Linked DNA regions of Homo sapiens: region 2 is linked to region 1. The links are chromatin contacts, found by Hi-C or POLR2A ChIA-PET in ENCODE. All regions are on one chromosome and are shown on one strand. The core of a region is the stretch at or near the end of the contact, and the rest is flanking DNA. Distances in the headings are between cores, read along the strand shown.

Evidence for each region. A loop is a pair of places that touch in the nucleus more often than their neighbours do. ChIA-PET counts read pairs that join two places held with the same protein, here RNA polymerase II (POLR2A). Pooled maps may share reads with other maps.
Region 2: a loop to region 1 is called in a map of PC-3, with 4 times the contacts of the local background. The contact joins two enhancer-like sites. A Hi-C loop is called at or near these places in 6 of 168 maps with a recorded cell type or tissue (Caco-2, Calu3, IMR-90 and 3 more) and 3 of 50 pooled maps. POLR2A ChIA-PET finds 5 or more read pairs at or near these places in 4 of 52 experiments (AG04449, HCT116, MCF 10A and 1 more).

Annotation. Positions count from the first base shown.
Region 1 is chr2:10,572,521-10,578,584 of GRCh38, reverse strand. It overlaps NOL10 (nucleolar protein 10), which reads left to right. Exons shown (of 21, transcript NM_024894.4): 20 at 847-949. Among named protein-coding and RNA genes, the nearest start is that of NOL10, 110 kb to the left of the region's middle. RefSeq lists an enhancer at 1,789-2,988. Within about 2 kb of position 2,509, at least 4 of the 41 ENCODE cell types and tissues checked have a DNase peak (open chromatin) inside an H3K27ac peak, as active enhancers do; they include PC-3 and PC-9, where a contact is called at or near this core.
Region 2 is chr2:10,651,248-10,657,311 of GRCh38, reverse strand. NOL10 (nucleolar protein 10) reads left to right here. Exons shown (of 21, transcript NM_024894.4): 12 at 2,765-2,831. Among named protein-coding and RNA genes, the nearest start is that of NOL10, 36 kb to the left of the region's middle. RefSeq lists an enhancer at 2,157-3,356. Within about 2 kb of position 3,056, at least 3 of the 41 ENCODE cell types and tissues checked have a DNase peak (open chromatin) inside an H3K27ac peak, as active enhancers do; they include PC-3 and PC-9, where a contact is called at or near this core.

The DNA of each region.
Region 1 (6,064 bases), core at 1,260-3,759:
TGTTAATTACACAGATGACAGTGAAATGCAGGGCACAGCAGACTGTAACAGAGACACAGATTATATAAAGAGAGCCTAGAAAAATTTGGAAAATGTGATCAAGAAATGAAATGAGATTTAAATTTGGAATAAAGTATGTCAGAAAGAGTAAGTCAAGTAAGAAACTAAAAGGAAAGGTACCTGGAGAGATAGCAGTGGCTAGAGCTGAATCAGGTACAGTTACCCAAAGTGTAATTGCTTTTGTTTTCTCTCAGCGTCATCAGACAGATTCATGTTTCAAGCTGTTCATGCTGTGGGATGATGGCTTGCAGTCTACGGAGTTAAGACTGAGTGAAGGAAAAACGAGAATTATCATAGCTCTTCTCTGTGGCTTGACCTGGAGGACTTAATTTGTGCTCATTCCTTTGTAAAAGGTGGACGAGTGGCCAAATTACTCACATACCTAATTTGTGTATTGTTTAAATATATCATTATATCATAAATGCCATTGACCATTATGATCAATTACAGGCTTCAGGAGTAGATTGCTCTTTGCATTTGGTCTTCAGAAATATGATTGATTTTAGTAAGAAAAGTAGCAGGCATTGAAGTGTTTGGTCCTGCCACTTAAGATATTAAATTAGTGGGTGTTTTTGCCAGCCATTGTTTTACAGTCTATCTCTGGAATATGAATAATGACTATTTGAATGCACCTAATTCTTTCCATTTATTGTGTTAAATGAATGATATTTTCTGTTTACATGTGTAAACATTTTTCTTCGCTATCAATTCTAATCAAAACTTGTTTCAAATGGTAAATTAAAACATAATTTTGATTAATGTGGCATTCTTTTGAATTTCCCATAGCAAAACCCTTGAAGATCGTTTGAAAATTGAAGCAAAAAATGGGACATTGAGTGTATCCGACACCACCGTTGGCAGCAAACAATTGACATTCACGTTAAAGAGGGTGAGTTGTCTTTTATTGTTATTTTTTAATTCACAAAAGAAAAATAGCCTTTCAATAGTGTTTGTGTGTGTGTCCTCAGAGCAGCCTTCTCAATGCTTTTCCCCTATTGAGGAAGCTGTGTTCCCTGTTCTAACATTTTCCTTGCAACCAGAGCCCCTGGTGGGCCAAGAGCACAGTGTGTGACTGCAGCAGAGCCAGGAATGTCACTGGTGTTCCAAGGGAGACAGGGAGTTAGTGGCCCTGGAGTTAGCTCTGTTGGAGATGAACCAGCCGTCTTGGTTTCTGGATTGCTCTGTAGCCTCAGGTGCGGCTTATAAAGCAAAAGTCCCATCCTGACCCTCTAAAGATGTAGGGCTACTACATCCTGACCCTCTGAGGATGTAGGGCTACCTCGCATGTATATGGACTTTGAAGAAGACCGGGAATTGGCGAGTTCTGATAACTTGTGACAGTCACACCCAGCTTGCCCAGATACTATCATTTTAGAAGACAGACTACTCTGCCCGTGGTCATTCTATTCTAAATTGATTTATAAGATCCATTTTTTTTAGCCAGTGGTAATAATACCTGTCACATTGTAGGAGGAGTAAGCTGCTTAAATATTTACTGTTAACTGGATACAGTTTTATTTCTCAAAAAATTTTTTTCTCATTCAAAGTCAGTCCTCTTCAATATAGTCACCAAATAGAACAGAATGACAAAGATTTCATCCCTTTTTTTTTCCTTAAGCAGTAGTAGGGAGATTATTCTTTTTTAAAATTGAGATATAATTCACAGACCATATGCATCCTTTTAAAGTGTACAATTCAGTGGTTCTTAGTGTATTCACTGAGTTGGGCAACCATCACACTGTGTAATTCCAGAACATTTTCATCACCCCAGAAAGAAGCCCTATACCCTTTAGCATTTACCCCCATCTTTTCATCCGCCAGCCCCTGGCAACCACTAATCTACTTCCTGTCTCCATAGCTTTGCCTGTTCCGGGCATTTCATACAAATGGAATCATTCAATGTGAAGTCTTTCATAGCTGGCTTCTTTCACTGAGCATAATGTTTTCAAGGTTTATTCATTCAGTGGTGTAGCTTGCATTGGAATTGCATTTCTTTTTATGGCTCAATAATATACCATTGTACGTATATAACACATTTTGCTATTCATTCGTTTTTTAAGGGACACGGGTTGTGTTCTTTTGGGGTAAGCGATTAATAATTGGCTGTGAAAATGAATGTATAAATTTTTGCATGAACATGTGTTTTTATTTATCTTGGGTCTATACCTAGGAGCAGAATTGCTAGTGTAGCTATTTAACTTTTTGAGAAACCTGTCAGACTGTTTTCTGACAGTGGCTGCACCATTTTACATTCCCACCAAGCAGCGTATGAGGGTTGCAGGTTTTCCACATCCACACCAAACCTGTCTCTGTCGGTCATCTTTATTATAGCCATGCTAGTGGGTGTGAGTGGTGTGTTGTTTGATTTGCAGGTCCCTAATGACTAATGAGTTGAGCATTTTATCATGTGCTTATTGGTCATTTGTGTGTCATCTCTGGAGAACTACCTCATCACATCCTGTACCCATTCATCTCTGATTTCTCTAAAATTTTCCCAACGTGCATCCAGGAGGCTTGCCAAGTAATAAAAAACTTCATTATTCTAAGTGCAAAAAGCTTTTCAGTTAATTCTGTCTGCTGAGAGCAAATTTGCCCTCTTACATTTATCACTTACGTAAGCCAAATACACATTCAGAGGGACCTCATTGTGCCTGTTCCTAATTTCTTATCAATTTTCTTTATACCTGGAAACATTCGTTGATTCCCTCTGAAACTCAAGTGATGTCAAATGGGGCAGGAGCAGCACAGCCTGGAAGGATCCCAGGTCTGCAGCACAGCCACCTCAGCTCCTGCAGAGGCCCCTCTGCTGGGTTGAGTGAGCACCTACCTTGCAGTAACATGAAAATACAAGCCTTTTCCCACTGTTTCTAAATCGGGAGGTACTGAGTTGAAGATCAGTTTAAAATTTGTAGTAAAATGAAAATAAGATGGCTCTGAAATTATATTTTTGTTTATAAAAAAAGTATTAAGAATTGCTTTAAATGGCCTCATAACTGAATCAAGCAGAGGCTTTGAAACTGTTTTGAGGACTGTGTCAATTAATGTTTGATGTGTGTGTTTCCTTACTTGACAGACATTTTAATTATTAAATCTCAGTTTTACTTGAGTTCTAGTTTACAGTAAACTTTACTTATTCGGGCAGTTGTTCATAGAAGTCTCTTTTTATACTGCAGGTTAGATATGCTCAGGTAGAATCTTGAGTTTTTCCTATGTTTGCATATGTACCTCCTAAAATTTCAATAAAATTGAAGAGAGAAAATCCATGCTTTAATGTCGTTTAAAATTGTATAGTGGCAAAACTGGGATTCAGTCACAAATCTAATTTTAAAATGCCATTTAGTACAGTTCCTCATCAAGCCTGAGACTGTTGCTGATACAAATGTGCCTGTTTGCACCTGTCCTCCTCCTCCCTCTGTGACAGGAGTGCTGGAGGCTGTGGTGAAGTAGTCGGGAAGAGGAGGCAGAAGCACCCAGGAGAAGCGCTAATGGCCCATAGATCCTATCCTCCTGAATCCGCCACATGGCGGCAAGGCCTTCCAGATGCCGCCTTGGGAGAGAGGCTAGTCATAGTCCTTTTTCTGCATGGAAATTTGTCTGCAGAACAATAGTCACTGCTTACAAGCTCCTCTTGAAGCTCCTACCTTGGTGGAGAAAGTCTGGCAGAGCTTCCCAAAATGTGTTCCAGGAGATGTAAATGGTGACTCTGGAAGATTACTTTTGCCATCAGACAGATAAGGGAAAAACCTTGGACTGATGTCCATGTTGAAGACTTATGAAGGTACCTTAACTTAGAAGCTCCAACACACACACCTTGTTTATCTGTATTTAGCACATGATTTTCCAAAATTATATGAAGAAACCCTTTTTTTTTTTTTTTTGAGACAGAGTCTCGCTCTATTGCCCAGGCTGGAGTGCAGTGGCACCATCTCTGCTCAATGCACGCTCCACCTCCCGGGTTCACGCCATTCTCCTGCCTCAGCCTCCCGAGTAGCTGGGACTACAGGCAGCTGCCACCATGCCCAGCTAATTTTTTGTATTTTTAGTAGAGACACGGTTTCACCGTGTTAGCCAGGATGATCTTGATCTCCTGACCTCATGATCTGCCCATCTCAGCCTCCCAAAGTGCTGGGATTACAGGTGTAAGCCACCACATCTGGCCTGAAGAAACCCTTTTTAAATAAACCTAAACCCTGATTAACATGAAGAATCGAAATATTGAGTAACTGGTGTTGGTTCACTTTACAGGGCTCCTGGTGGTGTCATCACTTGCTCAGCTAGGGAGTGTTAGAAGGAGTTCTGAGTTTTCCATTAACGCATGTGTATTGATGCCTGCCCTGTGCTGCATGCTAGGGACAGACATGGCTCTTGCCACCACAGTTCTCAGTCTACTGGGAGAGAGAGACAGCGGGTAAAAATTATACACCTCTAATTATATCATTAGAACTGCGGCAAGTGCTTCAAAGGAGAGCAGAGGGCTGTGAGAGTGTTTGGTAAGGGACCAAACTTTGCACAGTTTCAGTAAGCACAGGACTGAACTGACATAGTATTTCTATTTTTTTTAAATCCTTCCGGTTGCTGCATGGAGAGTTGCCTCAAGGGATATTTGAAAGGAAGCAGAGCACGAGGAAGGCAGCTCCGTGGTGGCCATGCTTAGGAGCGGCAGCAGCCTGGGCTTGGGTGGGACCCTTTGAGACGGAGCACAGTGGAGGAGTTTGGGACGCACTTCAGAAGAATACACAGGACAGGATTTACTTTGAAAAGACAGTTGAAGAATAGTAATAGTCAGAGAAGGGACTTAAGAATTATGCAGAAACCCGGTTTAAGAACTTATTAGAATGGGAGAAATGCATCCTTTTTTTTTTTTTTTTTGACATTACAAATTGCTTTCCTTCCCCGCTATTCTCTCACTTGCAACTCTTCAATTTTAGAAGAGTGGGTAATATCCACAAGAGGTGAATCCACTGGACACTTTCTCCTCAAGGGTAACACACAGATGCATGTGTTTTGTTAGGTGTGTAGAAAATACAGATCCTGGCTGGGCACGGTGGCGCACGCCTGTAATCCCAGCACTTTAGGAGGCCAAGGTGGGTGGATCACAAAGTCAAGAGATCGAGACCATCCTGGACAACATGGTGAAACCCCATCTCTACTAAAAATACAAAAATTAGCCGGGCGTGGTGGCGGGTGCCTGTAGTCCCAGCTACTCTGGAGGCTGAGGCAGGGGAATCGCTTGAATCCGGGAGGCAGAGGTTGCAGTGAGTCGAGATTGTACCATTGCACTCCAGCCTGGCAACAGAGCAAGACTCCATCTCAAAAAAAAAGAAAATACAGATCCCAGAGAAGCAGGTTCCCTGGGTGTCCATAAGACGGTGCTTTTCCGCTTTATCAACTGAGGCCCCTGACAGTGCTTTCTCAGTTTACCATGTGTGCAGTTCCACCGCTAAGAAATTTTTTTTTTTTTGAGCTTTACCTTCAGGAGTTTGTATTTTCAAAACCATCAAATGTGTTTTTAAAACCGTGTAACTCTTAACCTTTGTTGTGGATTCTGCACTGATGCTCTTCTAAGAATTTCTGCTGAAAGTAGTTAAACCATTTGGCGCCAGGGATGGGGTAGGGAGGAGTTCCAGCTCCCATGTGAGCCAATGAGCATTGAGGACAAATGTGAGCACCTTTCCAGCAGTCAGCCCGAGAGTCCACATGGTTATTGCAGCTGTGAACGTGTGCATCGTCTGCCTGGCTTTTATCAGTGATTAATGAGAGCAGTTTGCTGCTTTTAAGGAGAAGTGGAGTTTTGGGAAACAGCTAAAAATTCTTTGGAGCAAGTTCTAGTGAATGAATGCTTTAATAACGTACTTTTAGTACATTTAAGTATTTTTTGTTTTTAAAAACAGTGGGAATAAACTAATGGCTCTAGTTTGTAAACAAAGATCTCTAAAAGGAAGTGGACACTCTAAGTGATATCATCTTCTTAAGGTGGCTCTTGTGTAGGCTCTTTTAAAACATC
Region 2 (6,064 bases), core at 1,807-4,306, 78 kb before region 1:
AGAGTTTGCTCTGTCGCCCAGGCTGGAGTGCAGTGCCATGATCTCAGCTCACTGTAACCTCCGCCTCCCAGTTTCAAGCAATTCTCGTGCCTTAGCCTCAGAGTAGCTGTGATTACAGGTGCATGTCACCATGCCCAGCTAATTTTTGTATTTTTAGTAGCGATGGGGTTTCATCATGTTGGCCAGTCTGGTCTTGAACTCCTGGCCTCAAATGATCCGCCTGCCTCGACCTCCTGAAGTGCTGGGATTACAGGCGTGAGCCACCTCACCTGGCCTTAAAAGCTATATTTCTTAAGAATATTTTGATGGTCCTTCTCCTCAGCTCTAAATGTCATTTGAAATGTAACAAAATCCTATATTGCTGGTTTTAATCTGTCTTCTGCTTTTCATTTTTCATTTTAAAACCTAAGTATTTTGAGAGAATAGTAAAGAGTTGATCAAATAAATGGGAAAAATGCATTCAGTATAGCTATGTTTTTAAGAGTTCTTTGCATTTAATTCATTAGAAACTTAGCATTTTTAGTTTAAAAACAGATCACTTTTAAAAAATTCCCATTTGTGATGAAGTCGGGTGGACGGCCCACCAGCCTGAGCAGTTCGTGCCTAAGCGCAAGTGCCCGTCTATTCCGTGGGGGCTGCCTGTGCCCAGGCACACACGCTGCAGACAGCCCCTCACAGTTCAGCTGCCTGTTGAGTCTCTGGCTTTCTGGGCTGTTACTTTGGTTTTTTAAATTTCATTTTGTTAATTCCTGAAGTATGGGTCTTACTTGGCTTCTTTTCCTTTTTTCTCTGGATCTGTCCTGGAGACCAGAGCTGTGTTCTACATCCCTGAGGCCCTCACCTAATTCATAGGTTCTGGTGACTTTGTTTATGTTACAGAGAAGAACATAAAGAAAAGACAGGCTTTCAGTCTTTCTAAATTCTTGGAAGAATTGCCCTGATGATTGCCCAGGAAGTGTCTATGCTGTCTGCTTTGTTGGCTTTGAGTTTGAAGGATTTTGAGGGCTTTTTTAAGGAAGATTCATGATCTTAGACCAGAACTTTCTCTGCTCTTTTTCTGGCAATTCAAACTAATTGATGTTAAAACAATATTTATTTTTAATACTACAAATGCATATGTTTTTATTCTTAAAAATTCATAAAACACTGGTAAAGTAGAAGTTATTTATCCTTGACCTGGCTTTCATCCAACCAAAGGGAAAGACTGTTAGCAATCTGGATGTATCTTTCCAGACCCTTTAACTTCTGCATAGTTTCCATCATGTGGATTATTATCACCTTTGACACCTTTTTGTCATTGTTGTTCCGTGCCATTATAATTCCTTTCCCTTTGCTTCCTGGTTTCCCCTCTTTTCCTTCCTCTTTCAGTGGGAACTTGAGAAGAACAGCAGGTAGCTGTGTGAATTTCACTGTTAGTCTTGGGTTAGGACTTGGCCGTGTTCTTCATCGGACACAAACCATCTTGTCTGTGCTCTAACACTGCTCTTTTTCGCCGTGGGCACTTAGTCCATCCTAGTGTCAGACTTTGCATAATGAGTTACAAATGCAAGAGCTGGCAGAAATTTTCAACATCACTTCTTGAAATCATCACACTGTAATTGCTACAGTAAATTTTATTTTGGCATTTTTTTTGTTTCTTATGACTAAAGACTTCCTCTTGACTAACACCCACGTTACTTGGTTTTGCCTGACTTGCTTACCTTGTTTATCTTTCTCATCACCTTTTTCCACACCCACCTTCTTAGCATCTTTTTCTTTTACTTTCCTTCTCTTAATTTTTAAAAGATAAAACACTTTTCCCCAACAGTTAAAATAGAAATGGTTTAGCCCTAACTACATAGTAACTAACACTTAAGTATTTGTAGGATTTCATTTTGTATTTCATATCCATTGTCTCACTTGATCCTCCTCGAAACCTTGCGGTGCAGGCATGGCAGTGTTGTCCTCATTTTCCATGCTGGCCATCTCTCTCCTCTGATTGGTTTGTTTTCTTTTCTTTTTTCCTTTCCTTTCCTTTCCTTTTTCTTTTCTTCCCTTCTTTCCCTTCTTTTCTTTCCTTTCTTCCTTCCTTCCTTTCTTTTCTTCCTTTCTTTCTTTTTTTTTTTGGGCAGAATCTCACTCTGTCGCCCCAGGCTGGAGTGCAGTGGTGCTATCTTGGCTGACTATAACCTCCGCCTCCTGGGTTCAAGCAGTTTTGCCTCAGCCTCCCTAGTAGCTGGGATTACAGTTGCAGGCCACGATGCCCGGCTAATTTTTGTGTTTTTAGTAGAGTCGGAGTTTCACCATGTTGGTCAGGCTGGTCTTAAACTCCTGACCTCAAGTCATCTCCACGCCTCAGCCTCCCAAAGTGCTGGTATTACAGGTGTGAGCCACTGCTCCCAGCTGTCTTCCGATTTCTTTCAATACAAGTTAAGCTGGGTACACTTCACAGATTATGAGAGATTTTTTTTTAAAGTTGATGCATAATTCAAACTTCATCTTTTCTTGCCATGTTGACATTATCTTTAAAATGTTGTAATTTTTCTTTTTTTTGGACAGGTCACTTCTTCTCCTTAGGCCTGTTTCTTCATCTATAAAATGGGATTTTTTGATAAATTGATAAGATAAATTCTCTAAGATTTTTAAGAATTTAAATTTTGTATTTGAAGTAGGCTATTTTATTTCTTTACATAGGAGTAGATGGTTGAGTTACAGCTTCAGTTTGACATTGCCAAAGTTGTTGTTCTTTAACTTTTAATACTTCGTTTTTGCTTGCTATTTTTAGGGAAAAATATTTACTTCCTTGGAGCCAGAGCATGACCTTAATGATGTTTGTCTCTACCCCAACTCAGGTATGCATTCTGTAGTGAACGTTCAGTGAGACAAATAAAAAGATGCATTCTGTAGTGAACGTTCAGTGAGACAAATAAAAAGGCTATACTTTTTTAGGTTTTAAACCCATTTTATTTCTTAAGATAGAATTTGGCTTTGTCAGCACAATTCTTGGATATTTAACTTACTTAGAAGAATTAAGAGCAGGAAGTGGTGTGGATGATTCAGAAAATGGCACTCTTAATGACTCAGTGCTCAGCCCGCCCAGCTATTAGTGGAACGTGGTAACAGCATACAGGTAGGAGGCAGGTGAAGTGCTATTTTAGTGTGCTCTTTAGCTCTTTTATGTGATTAGTAATAGTGTGTGGAAATTGAGGGTAGAGATTTGGAGAAAGCTAGATTGCCTGATAATACACAGATGGCTCATGAAGCCATAGGTTTTGTAAATTCTAAGTTGTATGCTATTCAGCAATTTACATGTTAGGTTTCAAAATTTAACAGTGCATTCAAGGCAAATCTGTGAAGAATTTCAGAGTATGGGAGAAAAATGAGAATAGTTTCTACTCTGAGGGCAGAGGTACCCAGATCATCTTGATAGAGAGAAGTAAGGCAGAGCGTGAGAACTCCTATCACATTTGTGCAAAGAGTACTTTGACAGCTTGCTGGAGAGAGAGAGCTTTTACCCTGTGACCACCGAGAGCGGAGCAGTGAGAAGATTTTGCTTTGCGTTGAGCTGGAGTGCCGAGTGAGATTTGGTTAGGTGGAGTTGGGGGGCTGAGGTGATTCTCATGGGAGAGCAGTCCAAGATGACCAAAAAGGATGGGCACAGAGGGCTCGGTTGGGGTGGGGAGGAGTGTCCTGTGCCTGAGCTGTGGTGGCTCTGGGAAGGCTGAAGTGGGAGGCAGAGAGTGGTGGGTGGTAGAGGGTTGGGCATGATGTGCTAAATGTCTTGGGCTCCGTGTGCTGTCAGAGAGGACTTGTTCCGACTGTGCTTTCAGAGGCAGGTCTACCCACTGTGCAAAGGGTAGATTGGTTTTGGACAAAAGTGCCTTGGAAGTAACTGATATTCTGAGCTGAGATGGGGAGCACAGGTGAGAGAGCAAGTTTGGAAAGATTATGGCTTCTTTTTCTAACGTGTGAGGATTAGGAGGTGACAGGACAGTGGCAGTATCTGGCACTATCTGGCTTCCCATCAAAATCATCTGCACAGCTTTAAAGGTACAGCTCCCTTGACCTTATACTAGGTGTACTCACTCATAGTGTCTATGGAAAGGGCTTAGAAATGTGTGGTTTTTTTTTTTTTTTTGAGTTGGAGTCTCGCTCTGTCACCCAGGCTGGAGCGCAGTGGCACAATCTCTGCTCATTGCAACCTCTTCTCCTGGGTTCAAGCGATTCTCATGCCTCAGCCTCCTGAGTAGATGGGACTACAGGCACGCACCACCACGCCTGGCTGATTTTTGTATTTTTAGTAGAAACGGGGTTCCGCCATGTTGGCCAGGCTGGTCTTAAACTCCTGACCTCAAGTGATCCGCCTGCCTCCACTTCCCAAAATGCTGAGATTACAGATGTGAGCCGCCGCGCCTGGCCAGAAACGTGTGTTTTTAACACACTTCCCGGTGGATTCTTAGGCGGCAAGCCCTGAACCGATCCGCAGACTTGTGCTTGGGGGGCGTGTCTGGCGTCCAGTAGAAAATGTGGTCTTGGGGTAAGCAGGTCTGTAGATAGAAAGTTTTGCGATTATCCCAGAAGTGGTGGGAATGAATGAGATTACTGATAGGGAAAGCTGGGAGTGAGATAAGAAGTGAGCAGGAGCTGGTTCATTTGGGAGAATGAGGGGGAGGAGCCAGCTGAGAAACCGGATGGGAATGGACAGAACGACAGTGCCAGGCCCCACGGTTTTTGAAGTATGGAAGAGATTCAGTGGGCACTGCTTAGCAACTACTAAGGATTACAGAAGTTGGGGCAGGAAGGAAAGAACTAAGATTGATTGCATGCTGCTGTTATCAATCTGGATGATGGATGCTGTAATACAAACTTATTTAATATTTTATAACTGTGTAGTCAGTGGTCCATGGCTTTTTTTTTTCTTTTTTCTTTCTTTCTGTTTTTTTCTTACCTCTTAAGGGGTCAGAAAAATTGGGTAATTCATTCAGGGTTGGTCACCCAGCTGGTGTGTGGCAGAGCCTCATTTAGAACCCAGCCTTCCTGTTTCTGGTGCCCATGCTGTTTTTTCTTTTTTCTTTTTTTTCTTTTTTTTTTTTGAGACAGAGTCTCCCTCTGTCCCCCAGGCTGGAGTGCAGTGGCGCAATCTCAGCTCACTTCAACCTCCCCCTCCCGGATTCAAGCGATTCTCCTGCCTCAGCCTCCTGAGTAGCTGGGATTACAGGTGCCCGCCACCACGCCCGGCTAATATTTGTATTTTTAGTAGAGACAGGGTTTCACCATGTTGGTCAGGCTGGTCTCGAACTCCTGACCTCGTGATCTGCCCGCCTCAGCCTCCCTAAGTGCTGGGATTACAGGCGTGAGCCACTGCGCCCAGCTGCCCATGCTGTTTCTAATTGCACACTGCTCTCCCAAGAAAGATGAGAAACCCTGGACTTTATAATTTGCATTTCATCTGTAATAGTTGAGAGAATTTTATTATAATCATGGGAGTAAAGTGAAATTCTGGTGAGTTCAGGAATAGATTGCAGCTGAGGATGCTGGGTCCTAGTTAGGGTATTGAAATGACCTACACCAGGGTCTCGGTTAAGTAGGTAAGTGAGTAAATCAGGTGGAGCTGAGGTTGGGGCAAGGGTGACGAGCAGGGATAGTGCGACTGGGGGAGTGACAGTTTGAAGGGCACAGAGAGTTGGGAGAGAAAGAGTCTTACCTTGGGCTGTACAGTTTGGTAGCCACTAGCCACTCGTGGGCATTGACATGTACTGTGAGTATAAAATATACATTGGATTTAAAAGACATTCTACGAAAAAAGGATGTAAAATAGATCATTAATAATTTTCTATTAATTACATGTTGAAATGAAAATATTTTAGACCTGTTGGATTAGTAAAATATATTAAAATTAATTTTACCATTTTTAAAAATGTGGCTACTAAAAATTTTAAAATCACATATGTGGTTCACATGCTCTTTCCATTGGACAGTGCTGGTCTAAACTGGGAGAGCTTCAACCCTTGAGGATGCTGGTAAGGTTTAGTAGTGCTTGTGCCTGGCCCAGTGTAGCGGGGATTGTTGAGCCTGGTAGGCTGCC